Linked DNA regions of Homo sapiens: regions 1, 2 and 4 are each linked to region 3. The links are chromatin loops, found by intact Hi-C in ENCODE. Cell type or tissue: heart right ventricle. All regions are shown on one strand. Region 1 overlaps CCDC93 (CCC complex scaffolding subunit CCDC93). Region 2 overlaps CCDC93 (CCC complex scaffolding subunit CCDC93). Region 3 holds the start of LOC107985939 (a long non-coding RNA gene). Region 4 overlaps CCDC93 (CCC complex scaffolding subunit CCDC93).

Evidence for each region. Hi-C counts contacts between places; a loop is a spot of excess contacts. Peaks named below come from ENCODE experiments on the same cell type or tissue, not always from the same donor. Only the 100,000 strongest peaks of a DNase experiment are listed, where the experiment ranks them.
Region 1: a loop joins it to region 3, with 14 times the contacts of the local background. A loop is called at or near these places in 92 of 110 quality-filtered maps.
Region 2: a loop joins it to region 3, with 2.2 times the contacts of the local background. A loop is called at or near these places in 17 of 110 quality-filtered maps.
Region 4: a loop joins it to region 3, with 3.0 times the contacts of the local background. A loop is called at or near these places in 19 of 110 quality-filtered maps.

Annotation. Positions count from the first base shown.
Region 1 is chr2:118,000,527-118,005,526 of GRCh38, forward strand. CCDC93 (CCC complex scaffolding subunit CCDC93) reads right to left here. Exons shown (of 24, transcript NM_019044.5): 4 at 295-406. Among named protein-coding and RNA genes, the nearest start is that of CCDC93, 11 kb to the right of the region's middle. In heart right ventricle, a CTCF peak has its summit at 3,000 (motif pointing left); a DNase peak (open chromatin) is centred at 3,074.
Region 2 is chr2:117,934,141-117,939,140 of GRCh38, forward strand. It overlaps CCDC93 (CCC complex scaffolding subunit CCDC93), which reads right to left. Exons shown (of 24, transcript NM_019044.5): 20 at 4,889-4,971; 21 at 2,562-2,599; 22 at 1,355-1,439. Among named protein-coding and RNA genes, the nearest start is that of CCDC93, 77 kb to the right of the region's middle. In heart right ventricle, no CTCF peak of the experiment used is centred here; DNase peaks (open chromatin) are centred at 2,048 and 2,933; H3K27ac peaks cover 2,679 bases.
Region 3 is chr2:117,833,109-117,838,108 of GRCh38, forward strand. LOC107985939 (a long non-coding RNA gene) reads left to right here and starts at 623. Exons shown (of 7, transcript NR_158150.1): 1 at 623-689; 2 at 2,354-2,508; 3 at 3,277-3,416; 4 at 3,547-3,792; 5 at 4,550-5,000. In heart right ventricle, CTCF peaks have their summits at 2,980 (motif pointing right) and 3,183; DNase peaks (open chromatin) are centred at 327 and 3,013; H3K4me3 peaks cover 927 bases; H3K27ac peaks cover 803 bases.
Region 4 is chr2:117,914,786-117,919,785 of GRCh38, forward strand. It overlaps CCDC93 (CCC complex scaffolding subunit CCDC93), which reads right to left. Exons shown (of 24, transcript NM_019044.5): 24 at 696-5,000. Among named protein-coding and RNA genes, the nearest start is that of CCDC93, 97 kb to the right of the region's middle. In heart right ventricle, a CTCF peak has its summit at 2,870 (motif pointing left); no DNase peak of the experiment used is centred here.

The DNA of each region.
Region 1 (5,000 bases), 170 kb after region 3:
AAGGGAACAGAGCATACCAGGCTACAGAGTTCTGTTTTTACCAAAAAGGCAATGAAAAGTCAGATGAGAACATTCAAAGATCTTATCAGGTGACAGCATGAAACTAGAGTATATGCAGGACTGGCAATCTTCTGAAGATGACGACAACGAACACCACCATGTTCTGCTGTACCAAATCTAAGCCACACCCATTACATTCAGGATCCAGGACAGACGGACCCATTACAGGACAAGCCAGGCCCATCACAGGAATTCTGATGTTAAGAGGACAAGAAACCACACAGAGGCTCTCACCTGAACAACAGGAAATATGTGAATAAAATCCATCCCCTGGATCTGGTGGGGCTCCAGCTGGTGTGGGCATTTCATCCTTGGCAGGACCGAGACAATTTTTTCTGACAGAGCTCTGTTCAGAAAAAGTAACAAGCAAAGAGTGAGGCATACTAAGTAGCCTTTATGGCATCTCTAAAGTCTGGGCAGCATCACAGACGGATCTGGGACTTCTCCATGCCAGGCTAGTCCAGACCATGACAAGTTTCTCCTAGATGACTGCAAAATGAGAAAAATAAGCACAATTTGGTGGTGTGTAGGTGTGTGGTCACAAAACTGCCTTCATCCTTTATTCTATAATGTTTTTCTTCCTACTTTTTTGGATGTAAAATATTTTGTGAAATGATGGTAACATTAGAGGTAGTCGTTACTATTTTTTAACTTCCTTATGTAGTAAGATAAAAAGTTATTAGTGCCCCGTATTCTTTTTACATTTCGTTTTACTGATCTACTCTTTCTAACAGTTTGAAAAAAGTATTCTAAATATCAGGCAACAAATAATTACCAGACCTTACACCAGGTACCCAGAATATTAACATGAAACATGGAGCCCCATTTCCAAAAGAGATTTGGAGTTCTCTACTCTCTGGTACAAGGATATTTTTAAAATAAATAGTAGCCTTTAATTTTTTGATACTCTAAAATAAATTCTAGAGTTGAAGGAACTGTATATCCTCACTCTCATTTCCATACAGAAGAGATATTTTCTGCTTCTTATAAGGGACACCGACCTTTCTCTAACACCTCGCCTCAGTCTTCCTCCTATAGAAGACCACAAGGTGGGACTGAGAAGGGAGGAACCAGGCTTCCTGAGGCCTCAGAGTTTTCTTCTCTGTAGGTCAGGAGGAAAGCATCCTCTCCTGCTAGGGAGGTTTCTCAGCTCAGCCTGAGCTGGGGTAGGACAGTTTATGGCAGCACTGGTGGAGGGATTTGTATGCAAGTCTGTTTTATTGCAGCCTGAAACCTCCTTCTCGAATCAGTTGGCATTTCATCTCTAGCTATGTGATTCCTGTTTCTTATACTATCTTAATTGGATCAGACTCAAGGGGAGAGAAAAGATACTATTCAGTGGTGTGCCTGACCCCAAAGCCATGGTATGTAGCCTGGGAACATTGAGAAGCAGTCACCAGGCATGGCCTTGTGGACATCTGGAGAAATAGGAGCTTCTGGCTCAGCCTACATGAATAGGTTACATTGCCACACAAGACCCTTTAAAAAAAATCTTAGCCAGTCACAGCAGCTACTGTGGCCTTATAAACAAATACAGTACTATGTTCTAATAGACAAAGGTCCAGGTAAACAAAGGTCACTTAGAACTTACTAGGTGCTTCAAATTCAACAAGTTTTGGGTCTCCCAAAAGTGTTTCTTGTTCAGAGAAGTCTTGTCCACCTTTATCTTTCTGCAGTTCAATAATCCTTCCAAGGAGACAGATACCCTCAAGATGAACATCTGACTCAGGGCTGGGTGAGAGTTATTACTGTCTTATCTATGATTCACTTAGTAGGTTTCACCCCTCAGTCTTAGTATTAACAGTAACTAGGTGACCTAGGAACTAAAGTTAAAACAGCCCCCCAGGGAATGGGCACTAGAGAACACATTAAGAAACAGTGTCTGGTATCTGGAAAATAGCTTCACAAGTTGGGACCAAGGTTAAAACTGCTGAGGACAACAGTAATACCCCACTGATCATAAGATCAAATGTCAGATCCAATGTGTTAATAGAAAAAAATATGGAAGGGGGGAGATTAATCCCTCACTGCACACATTCATAGAAGAGAGGGAGTATCTTCCTCCTAGGAGGGAAGCATATAGGAGAATATTTGCTGCCTCTTCCCCCTCACCCTTCCTCCCTAACAGAGGAAGGGGTGAAGAGTGATTTATCCACAAGTCCTGAGAGGGGCCAGGCATGGTAGCTCATGCATGTAATCCTAGTGCTTTGGAAGGCCAAGGAGGGAGGTCACTTGAGGCCAGGAGTTTGAGACCAGCCTGGGCAACATAGTAAGACCTTGTCTGCATAAAAAAATTTAAAAATTAGCCAGGCATAATGGTGCATTCCTACAGTCCCAGCTACTCAAAAGACTAAGGCAGGAAGATCACTTAAGCCTAGGCGTTTGAGGCTGCAGAGAGCTAAGATCACGCCACAGCACCCTAGACCAGGCAAGAGTGGAACTCTGTCTCTTAAAACAAAACAAAACAAAAGTCCTGAGAGGAAGAAGAAAATTTTCATGCAGCTCTCAGCCACTCCTGGTGCCCTTCCTTTCTGGGCAGCCTGTCTTTGGGACACATGCATCTTTTCTGCCATAAGATATGTTGCCTGCCCCACAGGGGAAGCCAGTGGTTGTCCAGGTCTGCTTGGGACTCACATGGGATAGCTTGGTAGTGAAGCACTAACAAACCCATTTGGCAACATATCTAAGGTTCTCTGTTAAGCTTTTTTTAAAATTTTGATCTCCATCAGACTCTCATAGCTTATTTAATTTCCTTGAAACTTGTAAGAAGAGATGAGTGTTCAACTGGTACTGCTGCCTAAACTCCAAGCTTAGCAAATGAAAATGAATATCAGTTCTGGTTTTGCTCAATGCAGGTCCCAACTAACTATGCAGGGGCACGTGATCAATACAGCCTTTCCTTAGTTACATTTTGGTTCAGCAGGAGGAGAGCTCCCTCTTGTGGCTACAGATATATTGGTTTGCATAGAGTTACCAATTGCCTAGAACCATACATAATAGCTTAAAAACAAGAGGCTGGGACCCACACCACCATCCAGCCTAACCCCCTGCCTTCAGACATGGCATTTCCTGGCCACTCTTCGGAGCCAGCCTACTCACCCAGTTCATAAAGGTCCAGAGAGAAGGCTATCACGGGTCATCCTAGGATTTACAACCCTCTTAAACCCACCTCTCAGAAATTACTGCCAAGTCTGGACAGTCTTGGCAGCCAAGGTGAGGACATGGAGGAAAATGCAGGCAGGCTGGGGGTAGGGAAAGAAAGTGAGAAAGACTTCTTCCAGAAATCTAACAATCCCCTTTCAGCTTCTACCTGCGGCTCTAGGTGGATCCTTCAGATTTCCTAAAAATCACAGAAATTAGCAATTGCAGAGGTCACCAGGCCGGTTTCCTAGACTAAGATTTTAACATGCCCAGCTGTGACTAGTTTGACTCCTTTAGTTTTTAAGAGTGTTCAGTGCACTGCTTTCTTCTCCACTGCAAACAGCTTGAAAGACAGTGAATTAAACCTGGGTCTAAATTCAAGTTCCACCACAACTCTGAAACTTTTGGCAAGTAACTTGGTCCAGGTCCAATACTCCTATCATAAAACTAGGGATAATCCCTACTCAAAGCGGTAGTGAAGGTAAAATAATAAAATACACATGCAAGTGCTTGGAACACAGATGCCCAATAAAATGTTTGTTGTTGAAATGAACTCAGTTATAAATGTAAAATCCCATTTATGGGCCTCTGGCCATAGGACCCTCTGTTAATGGGGCTTCAGAAGAAGATAGAAGTAGAGGATAGAAGCTTATGGAACTCTCAGCAAAGAAAGATGACAGAGAACAAGGCCTCAATTGGGCACATAAAGAAGACAGCTTGAGAGACAACCATGCCGTCAATAGGCAAGTGTGCTCCTTGGACATACGTCCAGCCCACCCATTAAATTGACTAGATATACTGGAAGACGGCAAACATAAGGCAGTTTTAGTCTAAACTGCACCTAACCAGAAACTCTATGGTGGGGGGGAACACCAAACAGAACACATTCCAAAACCAAACAGAAAAGATTTTTAGATGACTCAGTACCCTGTGGCTGTAACATGTCTTCTACAGATAATAAAGAATGAGCTACCTGATGCACTGCTGACTCTGGTGGGTCCTTAGTCACGTAAACCCGTCTCCAGCTTTGCCCACAGTTACAGTTCATGGCTCTGCACTTAAGAGACACACATCAAGCACTTACCAGGGAATATAACACATCCTCAATCCCTTATCCAAACCCTTTGGGTCAGATGTGTTTCAGAATTCTGAATTTTTTAGATTTAGTTCCTTAGAATACCTAAGGGATACATATTATATATTATGTAAGAACCCAGGAAAATCTAGAGTCACACTCTATAATAAAAAAAAATTTATTTAGCAAAACTTATAAATAGTCACATAAGTGGGATCAATAAAGCTATAAATTCAGTCAATTCAGGTTATGTTTTGCTCCCAAATAAGCTTTGTATCTAAACCTAAAAGAAGAAAAAACAGTTTTCAGTGTCTTTTAGATTTCAGAAATATAGACAAGGAATTGAGAAGACATAGAAAAATACTGTGTTCCCATATCTATTAAAAGTATAATGGAATGCTGCCACTGATGGGAGTCTACCATATTCCCTAAGGATATCGAAATGAAAACAGGGCCTAACGACCACTGGAAAACTCAAGGGGAATTTAGGAAAAAAGCACACGTGGGATCCAAGAAATGGTAAAACTAGCACAGAAAAAATGCAATGAAAAGAAATACCAGCACATCAAGAGTGCCACAGGTATAGGAAGCAATCAGCTCAAAGACAGAAGCTTCCAAGAAAAGCATCCTCAAGAAGACAAAGAATTCATGCTAATGAACAGCCTGATTAAGAAGCATAGGCCAGGTGCGGTGGCTCACACCTCTAATCCCAGGAGGCCAAGGC
Region 2 (5,000 bases), 100 kb after region 3:
CCTTTGGCCTCCACTTCCTGTTTACACTGCTCTCTGTAAACACGAAGCAGAAGTCAAAGGAAAAAACCCCATGAATTCCTGTTGTTCTTGACTATGAACCAGAGCAGCTTCCTGCAGAGCAATGGCAAGGTGGAAGCGTCTAACACACTGACACCTGGGTTGTCAGAGGCTTTTGGTCAGCCAGGTTCTCTGCCCTCCACCTACTCATACCCCAGGTCACTGAGAGGGGACTGCATTCTCCCTCTGCAAGACAGCCTATCCTGGCTTGGGTGAGTGTGCATATATAGGCAAACACTGACTTATGTCGTTCTCATTTTTACGGCTGAATAGTCTTGAGAAATCGTGCTTGTTACTAGTGATACTTTTTTTCTCCTCCTTTGACATCGTTTTATTGAAGTCATTCACAGAGAGATTAATGATATTTTTCTACAGGGAAAGGGATATGGAGCACTTCTGCCCTTAGCTCATCTCTTGTGAGATGAGATTACAGGCAACTTGAATGTTTGTCTTCTGTAACAGGGTTTTTTATGATGACAGGACCTATGGACAATTCTTTCTTTCTCATGTGTTTACATTCTGGCATCACTCACTGGAGCCCTCTGCCCCAAGATCGTAAGAGGAGAAACCCAACGTCCCCGGAAGATTTTACTGCCATGTCGGAGAACCACTCTGGCGTGATACATTTTTAAAACAGGACCATAAGCAAGAGATATTTGGAGGTACTGTTTAGGATTCATCTGAGAATGGTGGTAGGAAACTGCAGCTGTCTCTGTAGGAAAATCCCATGCTGCACCCTGACTGAGTGGGGCCTCTCTGTTCTCTTCAGACTTCTGAGACTCAATTTCCTCTCAATTTGGCAGAACTCAGTTCAGCAATGATTTCTCTTTTTTAGAGGGTTCCTGAAAACCAAAATGCTCTCGAGATCCTAAGATTCCTAAGGAATGAATCTCTTGTGGCGGAATGTCAGGTACCACAGATCCACCGAGGAAGTGAATCTAGTCAAGAGCGGAAGCCTGCTGGTGAAAGGTGGTCTCCTCATCTGTAAAATGGGTGTGATACTGTTCACTTCAGAGGTCTTTTAGGAATGTCAGCACAATGCTTGGTACACAATAGGTGTTCAATACCTGGGAGCTACTGCTAACAGCAACTTTTGAACCCCTGGGTGTAGGCAGCTCATGAGACAGGCCCTGCCCATTACAGAGTAAGACGCATGGTGGGAATACCTCTGTAGAAATGTGTCTTTTCAGGATTGAGGGCACACTCCCCAACTACCAGAAGAGGCCTTTTCTTCCCAGGACCTTCCCTGTCACCACTATAAAACCTGGGCTGCATTACAGAAAAGAAGCCATCTGACCTTCATTCTACTTTGCTTAATTCCTTCCACAATCTGTTCCATCTGACGTAAAAACTGGTCCCGGGCAGCAGGGGAGGCCATGGCCCTGAAAGAAAAACCAGTAGAGTTATGACCGGCACACAGGACTCTGAGGCAGGGGGAAATGCCAAGCAGTCAGCTCTGTATCCAGATTATGACTCTTAGGAGAGGCAATCAGGTCTTTGTAACGCACAGTGGAGCCACGGGGGCCCCTGGGATCCCAGGCAATTAAGGATGCTAAACCTCTGAGAAGGCATGGAAATTAGCCTGGTCTTATAATTGCATGTTAATCTTTTTTGTCATACTTTCCCTGTAACTTTCATAACTAATATGTATTTTCTTGCAGTAAAATGTGACTAAAATTAACAAAAACATTATTTATTTGAAATACGGCATGTACTGCATAAGTAATGAATTTCATTTGGTTTACAAAATTTGAGGATTGGCAGATACTTGAAACTGGGAGACATATTCTGAGATTTCCTAAAACCAGGGGAAGCTGTGGTTTTTTGTTTTTTTTTTTAAGAAAAGAAGCTTAAAATCTAGAACCTGTAACTCAATAAGATGTCAGTCACAATGTGTCCGCTGTCATCTGCCAGAGGACAGCAGAGATTTGTGCCAGAGAGAAGGGCCTGCCAGAGGACAGCAGAGATTTGTGCCAGAGAGAAGGGAAGCATGCTCTCCAAGGAGCAAGTCCTGGGGCTGCTGGATGGTGGGTGGGCAAATGGACATGCTTGAGGGCTTGATTTGGGAACAGGTGGGCCTTGACATCTAGTTTTTAGAGAACAATGTACACATTAACCAAAAAAAATCTACCATGAGATTTAAAAAATCTAAAAAATTATATAAATTCCATTATGTAAATTTTAAAGCATCTCTATGTGTTCATTAACAAATATTAATTTGATAACATACAGAGAGATTTTAGTAGGTGGGTACAGTCAAAGTATTTGAAAGTTAACTTTTTTCGTCAGCTCTTCCTTCACTCTACTATCATTATAGTTTTGCAGGTACTCAAGGAGAGTGTAAACAAGATACTTAGCAGAAGGGCTAAAAGAGTAAGAATCACATACCCAGTGTTAAGTCTTGCATGTACCTTTGTCAAGCACATTATAGCAATGTGAGGTGGGCTGAATTCAAAGCGCAGGCCGGCAGGGTATTAGTGGGAAGGAGGACTGACAGTACTTACTGTGAGAAGTTCTCATGAATTGAGTTCAGCAGACTAATCTGGGGAAGTAAAAAAACAAACGAAATTATAAGACAGGCAAAAAGATTTCCACACTACTGCAACTGCTGCAAGCTTGCCTGTCTCCACATACTGCTTCTGCAAGGAACACATGCCTTGTTTATGAAGATTAAAGTAACATATGAAAAAAAAATTAGCCACATGTTCTGTCTCACAGATTTCCTCAGGGAATCCACCTTCTTCTCACAGAAAATTCCCTCTTCCTACAGGGCATTCCCACAGGAATGTAGGGAGAAGGTGCTTTGAAGGGAACTGGATCCCAGCTGAGAGGACACTAAGCTAACACTAGGGCTCTCTAGGCAAACTGCCACCACAGCCCTTTCTATCTTGCCAAACACTGCACTTTATTTTCAAGGATAACAGCTTACGGGAGTCAGACAGTGTGGAAAGTGAGAGTCGTTTACACCCTATTCCTTCCCACAGAATCTTCTCGCCAATGCAACAAGCTAAGCTGCTGGGTGGCTGAGTGCCTCCAAGGGGATGCACTGTTCAAGGCCCCGTGGACACTGCCTTAGCCCCGCAGCAAATCCTCTTATCTGCCCCAATGATACAGTCCTGGGAAGGGCTCTGAGGCAGGAGTAAGGAAACCTGGGTCATCTTTCTGGCCATAAAACTACTCAATTTGGGGCCTCAGAACTAAGTAATTACCATATGTGAACTTTAGGTTCACAGTCAGCAATGTAGAATATTTCTTGTCCTTAGTACTCCACAGGAAGGTTTTAAACTATCATAGGCATAAATCCATTTAAAATAAAATACCAAATTTATTCAAATGTAACATTCTAACTGGTAACATGGCTTGGAATTAGAAAGCCCAGCTCCCCAGTCTGCCTCGCAATATTCCTAGTTTTTAAACAGTGGAACAACTTTAAACACTGCTGATGAAGGAAGGTCAATGGGGTTTAAGGTCTTTGGGAAGGGGCTGGCCTATCCCTAAGTCAGGGTTGGCAAATCTTTCCTTTGCCAGGTAGGAGGGCCCCAAGGCCAGGATGTGGGACAGAGCTATTCCCCAGGTCTGATGCAAATCCCATGAAATGCATTCATCTATTCAAACATTTATCAAATGTCTGTTATACGCCTACCACTGTGTAAGCCCCGGATACAGAAAAAAATAAAACAGCTTCCCAAGGAGCACCCTCTAGGATGACAGAGATCTACCTGGTTTGTCTGACAGCAGGCAGTAAAGGTGACAGTAATTACAGATGCCTCAATTTGGGTTCAGGTAAAAGATACATTTGTAATATTATCCTTATTAAAGTGGTAATTAGTGTAGACTACAAGGTGACAAAATGAAAACACATTCTATCAACCTCAAGGTGAGGGGGAGGGTAGGAACAAGTATGTACTGAGAATCCACCATGTGTAAGGAACTTTACATTTTCTCATTCTGTCCGCATTATAATCATCATCAATGCAATTAGGTGTCATCCCCATTTTACAGGTGAGAAAAAAGAGGCCACATTAAAACCCAAATAAACCCAAATCTGACTGACGCCAAAGCCCGTGTTCTCTTCAGGACACTATGCTGCCATGGTGAAGACCAGGACTGTTCTCTTTTTTAAATTAAGACATATCTGCATACTGTGCTCCAACCGTTTGTCATCAACTTGGGAAAGCCCTGAGCCATTAATTTAACCTGAGTTTTTAAATGTTAAAAAGAGATATACCTAATGCTAGATGACGAGTTAGTGGGTGCAGCGCACCAGCATGGCACATGTATACATATGTAACTAACCTGCAAATGTGCACATGTACCCTAAAACTTAAAGTATAATAATAAAAGAAAAAAAAGACAAGAAAAAAAAAAAAAAAAGACGAAGGGAGTGACAGTGACCCTTTCACCCCTGCTTTGAATTTTACAAACCTTTTAGTTCACGCCTTTGTCGGCCACTGATGATTAAACAGGTATTTTCTCCCTGTAAACTATAACAAGCCCACCACCCCCATTTCATTCAGCTGGTTCCTCCCTTCCTTTAAATCTCAAACTAGTCTCACCAACTCCAGAGCTTCCATTGTGTTCCTTTTAACAATGGCATTTCCCCCACAGCACTCTAGAATGGCTGTCTACCAGTCTCACTTCACAGCAGACAGTCTGGGTTCCCAAGGAATCTTGCACTTTCTGACTGGGTATGCCAGCACTTAGCATATAAAATAGGCACTCTTTCTGCTAATGCTGAACATACCTGTCCCAAACATCAAGTTCATTTGACTTCCTGGAGTCAACTGCACTGTTAGCTGCTTAGCCATTTTCTTTTTATAAATGTTCTTACCTCTTTTTCCAAATAAACCTTTTTATCATCCAGGGTATTATATAAAGTGAAGAACTGCTTGGTTTCTTTGTGCACTGCTGAAACTGTAAAAGTAAAGAAATCAGCACACGAA
Region 3 (5,000 bases):
GAGGTGGGGGAGCCAAGCACATCACTACATGCAGGTAAGTCTTTGGGTCCTGTGGGCTGCAAGTGATGACACTGCTATGTCTAAATTTATTTAGTCTCAGCCAGCTTTGTATAAATAAAACAAGATACCCAAAACAGGATCCCTAAGTTATACAGGGCTTAAAAGTGAGAGCTCTGTAACTAGAATGCCTGGATTCAAATTCCAGCTGTGCCACTTGCTAACCTCAGGGCCTGATTCATGAGTGAAGCAAAAGTAATACCTCCTTCAGAAGGCAGTGCTCAGGACAGTGCCCTGGTGCTGAGTGCTCTGTCCATGGTACCGGCCTCCGTGCATCCTACGTGAAAAACTTGCTGCCATACAGCAGCAGGTACAGAGGCTCATCCCAAACCGTGAGCCAGTCTGGGCTTTGGCATACAGGATTTCTAACAGTCTGGATCTCTTGGAATTCTGGAGAGCAGACTTGGGCTTTGGAAAGCGGTCCAGTCCTGCAGCACCTTCCTAAGGTAGCTGTCAAGTATATTAATGCTGTTTTCAAGGTTACTGTACTGAGTATGGGGTGGCAACAACAACAGTGTGCGTTTGGATAACCTAATTCATCATAAATTAAAAGCCTGTTAGATGTCATAAACTGCAGAGGACACAGAAGAATACGCCCAGATCCTTCTTGGGATGGATACAGATTAGAGAAGGTAGGCATAAACAGTTGCAATATTGTTTTCTAAATGATGTGATAGATGCAGGCAAATATTCCAGCTATTTTTATTAAGCCTAGAAATCCTGCATCCTCGGGTCCTAGTGGACTATGATTTTCTTGCCCCATCTCTAGGAGATTCTGATTCAGTAGGCCTTTGCCAGGGCAGAGGTATGTAGGTGATGCTCACGCTCAGCTAGGTTTGGGAGCAACCAGACTAGAACCCATTCACATACAGACTCTTAGTAAATGTTTTCTGCTCTCATCTTGCAAAGTGAAAGTGCCCAGCACAGGCAATGGTGTTAGTACGTTGTAGTCATTCACAAACTAGGGCTGCCCAGAAGAGAGACAGGCTGGGACTTTCGAGAGAGAAACAGCTGTTTCATTTGAATGCCTGGTGTGGGAAGAAGAAGGACAGCCTAGCTTCATGGAACCTTCTTGCACCAAACAAAGCCTCCAGATCCCTCCACAGTGCTCCATTCAATCCCTGTCCATTGGTGGTGGACCAAAGAAGAAACCAATTTGCCTTGGCCACATGTCTTTGAGAAAAAAAGCCACTCTCCCTTCTGGGACTCAGAGCATCTGTACCTGTAATATAAGAGGGGAATGTGGAAAATTCTAACTGGATGATCACTTTTCTGTGGAGGGAAAAACACATTTTTTGTTTTAAGGGGCTAGCCAGCATCAAACCTTTTTTTGAGATGGAGTCTCGCTCTGTCACCCAGGCTAGAGTGCAATGGCACTATCTCCGCTCACTGCAACCTCCGCCTCCTGGGTTCAAGCGATTCTCCTGCCTCAGCCTCCTTAATAGCTGGGATTACAGGCATGTGCCACCACGCCCAGCTAATTTTTGTTGTTTTGTTTTGAGACGAAGTCTCGCTCTGTCGCCCAGGCTGGAGTGCAGTGGCGCAATCTCGGCTCGCTGCAAGCTCGGCCTCCCGGGTTCACGCCAGTCTCCTGCCTCAGCCTCCCGAGTAGCTGGGACTACAGGCGCCTGCCACCACGCCCGGCTAATGTTTTTTTGTATTTTTAGTAGAGACGGGGTTTCACCATGTTAGGATGGTCTCAATCTCCTGACCTCGTGATCTGCCCGCCTCGGCCTCCCAAAGTGCTGGGATTACAGGCGTGAGCCACCTCACCCAGTCCGCATCCAACCTTTTATTTGGAGACAATACCTTTCAAGTACTGGTGGGTTACTGAGATCACCTCCCATCAGACAAGCAAAAACGCCTCCCATGCAGCCAGGGTGGGGCTGTGACCTGGGTTTGGCTAATCACATACATTTGCCCAGAGTGAATCAGATACTAACTAATAAAACAGGAGCAGAAACAGTAGATGTAGCAGCTTTCTCATCCAGGGTCCAGAGGCAGCTGTGTTGGGAACAGGCAGCTCCAGCTGTGGCACCCCGCAGCAGCCGTGCTCACACCAGGTTGAGAGTGACTGAGTGTGTGCCATGACTTTGTCCAGGGTCCTGCCCTTTAGCTACCTGCCCTTGTTCCTGCCTATTTTGCAAGCCTAGTTCTGCAGCCATTTCATATCCTTTCAATTAATTCTGTTTCAGTTTAAATTACTGAGTGGCTTTTTGTTGCTCATAATTAGCCCAAGGATACAATAACCGCTAAGGTCTGGTTTCTCTCTCCCTCTTTTTGTCAAAATGTCCAGGTTGCTTGCCACCATTCTTGTCCTCCCTGCCTGGAGCCTCCTGCCCCTCGGCACAGGGAAAATTGGACATTTTGAGCAAGGCCAGGACTTTGAAACATCTAGGGCAAGGATGCGTCGAAAAAAGAACAAGTGGCAAACTCACCACCTCGGGACAGGTCATGGGGAAGCTGCTCTGGAGGTTTGGGAGGCAGGCAAAAGCAGGATGCTTGGCATCGCTGAGAGCCTCTAGAGGAGTGTCCACAGCTGGGAAAGGGGGAACCAAGGGTTGTCAGACCTCCCAAGGCAGCACTTTCTGGAGTCAGGCAGAATGTACAGGAGCCTTGGAGCAAGTGAATTCCCTGCTCTGTGCCTCAGTTTCCTCATCCGTAGAATGGAAGGAATGAAAACACAAGGATTAGGTGTACAGTCAGGCCAAGTCAGATCTTAGAAACAAGACCTAACGACACTATTATCAGGAACATCAGGAAAAGGGGAAGAAGGTCAGAAACAAGAGTTTTCTAGGACTTACCGGTTTCTCACACCCTCTCCCCACCATCAAAATCATGGTTTCAGAGGCATTAGGCCAAAAAACTGCAAAAGGGAGCCTCCTTCTGGGAAGTCTCCGGCCCTTCCGCGGCTCCCGGCGTCTCCAGCAGAGGGCTCTCGGCTGTGCCGACTCAGGACAGCTGCTGCGACGGGGCCGGCTACGCTTGTCAGAGCAGCAGCTGGTGATTTTGGACTTGCCTTTGCTGGCAGGGGAGCGCTATCGAGGGTTCATTTTATCCAGCTTGAGGAAAGAAAGGTCGGAGTGTAGGGGAAGAGTGGGACAAACACGCGACCCAGTCATGCCGAGAGCATGCGCTGAGGGGGACGTGGAGCGAGGAGTGGGGCTCCAGGCTGCTGAGGCTCCGGACCAAGTGCCCCCTGCACTTTCAACGCCGTAGGTCTCCCGGCAGCCCTGGAAGGACAGTCTTACCCGGACGCCACGGTGGTCTCCCGGCAGCCCTGGGAAGGACAGTCTTACCCGGACGCCACGGTGGTCTCCCGGCAGCCCTGGGAAGGACAGTCTTACCCGGACGCCACGGTGAGGGAGGAGAAGCGCAGAGTCAGCCGCAGACGGGAGGGCGATGGCCTAACCCGGACGCCAGCGCGGTTTGCTCAGCCCTAGGGCCGGGCGCTTTCCCGCTCCCTGACCGCCTCCTGTTCCTCCGCAGGCCGAGCTGCCCTTCCCTCCCTGCTGCCCCCAGGGAAGGCTGCTGGTGTCCTCAGATGCGGGCAGGAGGAACCCGCCAGCGCCTGAGAGCCTGGCCCGAACCAGGCCTGGAGGTGCTGGGGCGAAGACACAGAGGATGTGGCCTCCATCCCTGGTAACAGACGGTTACCAGGGCGGCTTTGGGTGAGGACATTGAAAAAGGTCAGACTCCCTGGGAGCAGCGCCCTGGACTCCATTCTCATCACAGGTATATTTGTGTGGCTACTAAGAGTAAGAGCCTGGGGGTGCAGGAGTGATTCCAGCCCCCTCCTACAAAGTCATGTGAGAGGGATCTGAAGAAAATCCAGGGGAAAATGTACCACAGCGAGGAAATCGCCATCTAAAGGGCTGAACGCTCAAGAACGGCGTTGGGTGGGCTCCGCGTTGGAGTTGAGTCCCGAAGGATGTTCTAACAGCAAAGGGGAGAAAGGAAGAGAGAAGCCAAGGCGTGCGGGCAACGTGAACCGCATGAGCCGAGGCAAAGGGGCAGCGTGGGGCTGGACCCTGGAGTCTGCTCCTGTCTGAATTCTAGTGCTGTCACTGACTAGCAAGGAACTTCCCTGTGCCTCGTGGCTGTCACATGGAAAGACAGCACCGCCATCCAGCCCTTATACCGTAAGGGTTATATGAACTAGCACTGTGGGCATTAGCAGAGCATGCTGTACACTTTGGTATATTGTGAGAATGAAATAAATCAACAAATGCAAAGCAGGTTTTGCATAACAAAGACTAAACAAGTGTTAGTTAGCTCCTTTCCTCCTTCCCGCCTGTGAAAATGCTGTCTTATGATGTCCTTTAATTATTTCGTGTGGTTAAGCTTCAGCTTATTGGCCAGTTCATCCTTGTAGATACAAGTATTTTTAAAGCCTCCAATTTTAATTTCCTCACAGACCATTGCTGTACTTGTCCTTACATCTACTTCATACTGAAATTTTCTTTCTGTTTCTTTATGTCTCTGCATCTAGACCAGTGGTTCCCAATTGAAGTCAGTTTTGCTCCTCAGGGCACACTTAACAACATCTGGAGACATTTTTAATTGTCCTGACCGAGAGGACAATGCTACTGGCATCTAGTGGACAGAGGCCAGGGATACTGCTGAACATCCCGCAGTGCACAGGACGCCTGCAACACAGATTATCCAGCCCCAAACGTCAATAGTGCCGGAGTTATGGAACCCTAATGAAGACAATTCTTGAAGGCATAGACTGAATCTTATTTATCTTTGTTTCCCTCATGTCTCACAAGCAGAGTATGAGTTCAGCAAATAGGAGTTGAACAGAAATCAGGAGGAGGTGCTGATTGACAGGAAAAAAGAAAGATTTAGTTTAGAGCTGAGAATTCAGCTGGACAGCCATAGGGGCTCTGGCATGGAGACTGGAAGTCAGAAGAGAATTTGCAGCAAGACATTTAGAGCCA
Region 4 (5,000 bases), 82 kb after region 3:
TGTGTTGTGATGTCTCTTTTCATGGTCTCAAGATGGCTGAAGTTGCTCAAACCCTGTCCCCCCTCCATAACTTATCACAGGAAGAAAGGGTGAAGCTCTCCTAGTGCATCTCTCACTGATCATCAGGAAAGTCTTTGCCAGAAGTTCAGCAGTCTCCCCAAAACTGGTCATAACTGGGTTAGACATCCATCCGCAAACCAGCAGTTGGCCAAAAAAAGTGAGATTCCCCTGACTGGAAAAGCTGTCATGTTCCTCTCTTGGGGCTGACACACGGCCACCTCGGAGCTGGACAAAATCAGAGTTGTGTTGGTTTTTAAAAGAAGGCAGGGGTGGGGAAGGCTCACCCACAGCAGGTTTCTACACAAGATGGGCACGGCTTCTGGAGGATGTTAACAGCCCCCCTTGAATCATGACTCAGAGGTATGCCTATCTTTTGTACCCCAAAAGTCAGAGGACCAGGGTTGCACTGTGATTTTTGTAAGATGGACGGAACCCTGCAGCAGCCCGTCTGTCCCAGTGATTAGTCACATCACCATCCATTTCCCCATCCCCATCCCTCCCTCTGCCAGCCCAACATGCTCCCAGAGTGTGAGAAGAGCCAGCCTCTGCTTCACTGCCGCATTCTATTCCACCAGAAAAGGACACCTCCCTTTGCATGGCCCATTGCCTCAAGACCCAAGAAAGAGTCTCACTACTTTTGAATCAAAGGCTTTATCTTTAAGAAAGCAGATTTAGAGAATCAGAATTTTCTTCCATTTTGGTTCTATTAAGAAAAGTATACCAAATTAAAAATTAAGAACTATTTTTTAATAGATAATACATGTACATGGTACAAAATTCAAAAGGTACAAAAGGTGTACATTGAAAAGTCATTCCCACCCCTCTTCCCAGAGGCAATTCAGGCTGCCGGGCTGCTAGATATCCTCCCAGAGACATCCTAGGCATATGCAGGTGGACATATGATATACACGTGTATACGTCTGTGTGAAAACATATGCACACACATACATCTACACACTTTCTCCATTCCAAACATTAGGATACCATGGGCTTTTTTCCTCACTTAATCATGCATCTTGGGGCCCATTCTATGGTAGTACACACACACAGGATCCATTGTTTTAAATTTCTACAAACTATTCCATTGTTTAAGCTGGCCATAATGTATTTAACCATTCCCCTGTATTGGTGGCACTCTCCAACTTTTTGCTATTACAATGTTTCAACAAAAACTCTTGTACACAAGTACCTTGTACACAGGTACAATTCTTAGGAGTAGCATTGCTAGTTCAAAGAGCTTATGCATTTGCACTTTTGATAGACACCGTCCAGCTGTCCCCCATGGAGTGCCTACATGTCACACTCCTGCCACCACCGTATCTAGTGCTGCCACCCACAGCCTTGCACTGTGGTCCCACTTCTTGGTTCACATGGCTGAGACATTTCTGCCCATCAAGTTACCTTTAGGTTCATGACACATTTTGAGCCAAAACATACCTTATCTCTAACATTAGTGTAGTTCTTCCCTCTCTTTTTCCCTTCTTAGGGAATAAAAAAAAAAATCTGTAAAAGGCAATTCCTTTGAAAGATTCAAAACCTCTGACACCTTGTTTCATCTCAAACTTCAAGGTTACAGTATAACATACTCTGAGAGAGACCCTCTAAAGTTGTGAAAACTGTTCTCAAACTAAGCATCAAGTAGAGGAAAGGTTCAATCTAAATTTTCCTAATAGAGATGCAAAGTTGCAATGTGGAAAAGCCATTTTATCCAACCGGAATTTCCCAGTCAGTCATCTACCTTGAGCTAGATGCTGGGGAGAGTGTGGTAAGACAAGCCCTTACTTTTGTTGCGCAGGGCCACTGGACATGGGCAGGCAATGGGGACGGATGTAAGGCTGGCGTGGAACATCCACGGTATTCCCTGTGTTGTCAAGTATGCTGCAGATCAGCACCAGATTCTCCAGTTTTGCACATTTATTGAGAAGAGGGAATACTATTATAGCATTACCTTTTACAATGCATCTTCAGCCTGTAATAGAAGGAATGCTCTGGACTTCATGAAAAGGATCAAGAGAGGGCCTGGGGGATTCTGAAGATGCACAGAACAAGGCACTTTCCTTGGCAATCCCAACCATGGGGACAGATGATGGCATCCATCCTATGGGGCTCTTTATTGTACTGTTCTGCATTAAGATGTTCTTTTACTTTGAGGCCAACACCAGCCATGAGTAAATCATAAAGTGCTTCCTTAAAGTGTTCTTCCTCAATGCATGTTTCAACATCTGCACTTCAGAACAAGTGGTCAGGCTCAAAGTAACTGTGCTACTGCTAGATACCTACCTCCCTTTTAGGGTGATCAGTCACCTACAGAGTGGGCAAACAAGACCATATGAGGCAGCAGAAATATGAGGGCACAGGTTAGAGCCAGGGCTCACTGTCCGGAGTGCCCTTTCAGGCAGGTCTGCTTCGGTCACTAGAGACGTACTGGGGCCTGACAACATCAACAACGTCACAACCCTGAGGTCTGAGGTCCCGGGCATGGCACTTTGTGAGGTAGTAAAAGGACTGTCTGAAGGTCTTCTCCAGCCTCTGCTCAAGGTTTCAGGAGGTCCCGAGGGCTCGGTATTGTCAGAGAATGCTTCCCATGCCTGGACCCTGGACCTTCTGGTTGTGCTGATGGACTCAGCGGACACTGGCAGGACCCAGCTATCCTGAAAATATTAAGGGCTACGAGCTAGAACCATTAAAACCATGAACTTCGGACTCTAACAGAGATATGCTTGACAAACTGGGAATTTGCCCTCTGTTAAAACAACCCTCAGTGTGACTCTGACGACTGTTTAACATTCTGTACCTCCCTCTAGTGGTGTTAGCTAACCCAGTCATCCAACAGAGACGGAGCACAGGTCAAAGACATCAACAAATGTCCTAGCATCTCCCCACGCACCTCGTGATCACGCAATCTTGTCCTGCTCACAACAGCTCTGATCGCGGCTTAAAGCAGAGCAGTCCCATGTACTCCATAAGAAGCAAGAAGTGGGAGGGAGCCCCCAACCCAGAGGCTGGCGGAGATTCCACAGCACTGGGCAGCCTGCCCGCTAGCAACTCCCTGTGCTGATTGAGCAGGGAGCCTCTCTCTCCTGGGGAAACCTGGTTCCTCCTGAAGCGCATATTTTGAAAAAGTAACTTAAGGATGTTCTTGCTTCCTTTTAACTCCGGAGAAGCCTGTGGGCTTAGAGCACAATTCCATACTATGTCTGTCTAAGCACACAGAGCCATAGCCCTGGGAAGATGACCCCTTCTGGTGCTCCAGGTGGCTTCTGAAATGATCAGGGGCCTTGGGGCATCTCCTTACCCTATACGGCTTCACCAAAAAGTCATGTAACATCCTAATTACTCAGAAAGGCACTGTCCACACTGAGAGTTGTCTGCAGCAAGTGTGAAATTTGAGCTCAAACTGGCTTCTGTAGTCTAATTCAAAGTGTATTCAGGCAACAAAAACTGATTTATCCGTAGTAGGCCTTGTCGATAAAAAAAAAAAGGGAATAGAGATCTATGGACACCTCTCTATACCAAAACCAAACCAAATGAAACTCCTATGAAATACAGCTCAAAATAAATGCCTGCACTTTCAAAAAGAATTACTGGTTGCTTTGGATTCATCATGCCATACTTTCCCCATCAGCACAGAGGTGGACTCCAGTAACCCCAGAATGTCATCTGCCTCCCTACCACCTTTGGACAAATATTCAAATAACTGCCCCAACTGCTCACAAAGTTCAGTTAGCCAGGGGTGGGCCTACAAGCTGCTTAACAAGACAACGCAGATGTTTCCCTGACTGAAATAATTTCAAACGCAGTCAAACTTCTGTCTCCTTCCCCTGCCCTCAGAGTGCCACCTGTTCTTTTGCAATTACTTGCTTCAACTTAGCCCTTCAAAACCCCCACATGACCACGGCTCAGGGACCAGCTGAGGTGGAGCTGCACATGACCCAAGAAGCGCTCGCAGGTGGCAGTTTCTATTTGCAAGCTGCTGCTTCCGCCTGGCTCAGGTAGGCCTTGCTGGCCCTGGCACTGAAACCAGTGGCTGTTTTTAATCCAGCACGTGTGTGTGTTTTTAAATCTGTACACATCAGCCCTGCTTAATCACATCCATTAGGGACTAAAAATGAACACATTTCTGTGGCTGCTGAATGCCCCACTTGCTTGACATGTTTAAGCTTTTGTGTTACTGTGCAAACCTGCCACCTGGTATGTTTGCAAGATTTATGCAAAATGGAGCACAAACCTACAGAACATGACTGAGTTACCAGACTCCTGAGGACCAGGGCAGCAGGAGCTCCATGTTTGATCTGCACTGGTCATTTCCAAGGATTAAAATCAACCCTCAGCTGCCCTTCAAGGCCCTCCAAAGCCTAGTCTCAGCCCTACTTCCCAGACGGGTCTCTGAAGCCTCCTGCAGAGACTAGCTTATTCCCTCCTTTCCCAACATGCATGCCTTGTACTCCTCTGCACTCTCTTGGGTTTTTAATCATAGTGTATTTTCATTTAAAACAGTCTTCCTATCAACATCCGATTCTCCCTTTAGATAGGGCTCAAATGCTGCCTCCTCCAGGAAGTTTCCCTGGATCTCTGCAAACCCTACTGCTCTTCCTCCTGACACCCTACTTGCCTTGAGTGCAGGGAACAGTGTCTATCTCTCTCCTGGCTCAGACCATGACCCATCTGCAGCGTAGCCTCATCAAATGTGCCTTCAATGAGGGGGATGCACAGCCCCTCTGCATGCTGTGACTCACATGAACATTGGGGCAGGGGAAGGTATAATTTTTATTGACGTGTCCTCAGCACAAGGTCTGTTTTCAATTTTCTGAGAAATCAACTTGAGTAACGTATAAAAATTAAAACAACACTGAACTTTCGTTCCAGTTGCTGTCACCACCAAGCCTGCTGGCTGGCACCTGGAGGAGCTGGGAACAAAAGGTACCATGGCAGGTGAAAGG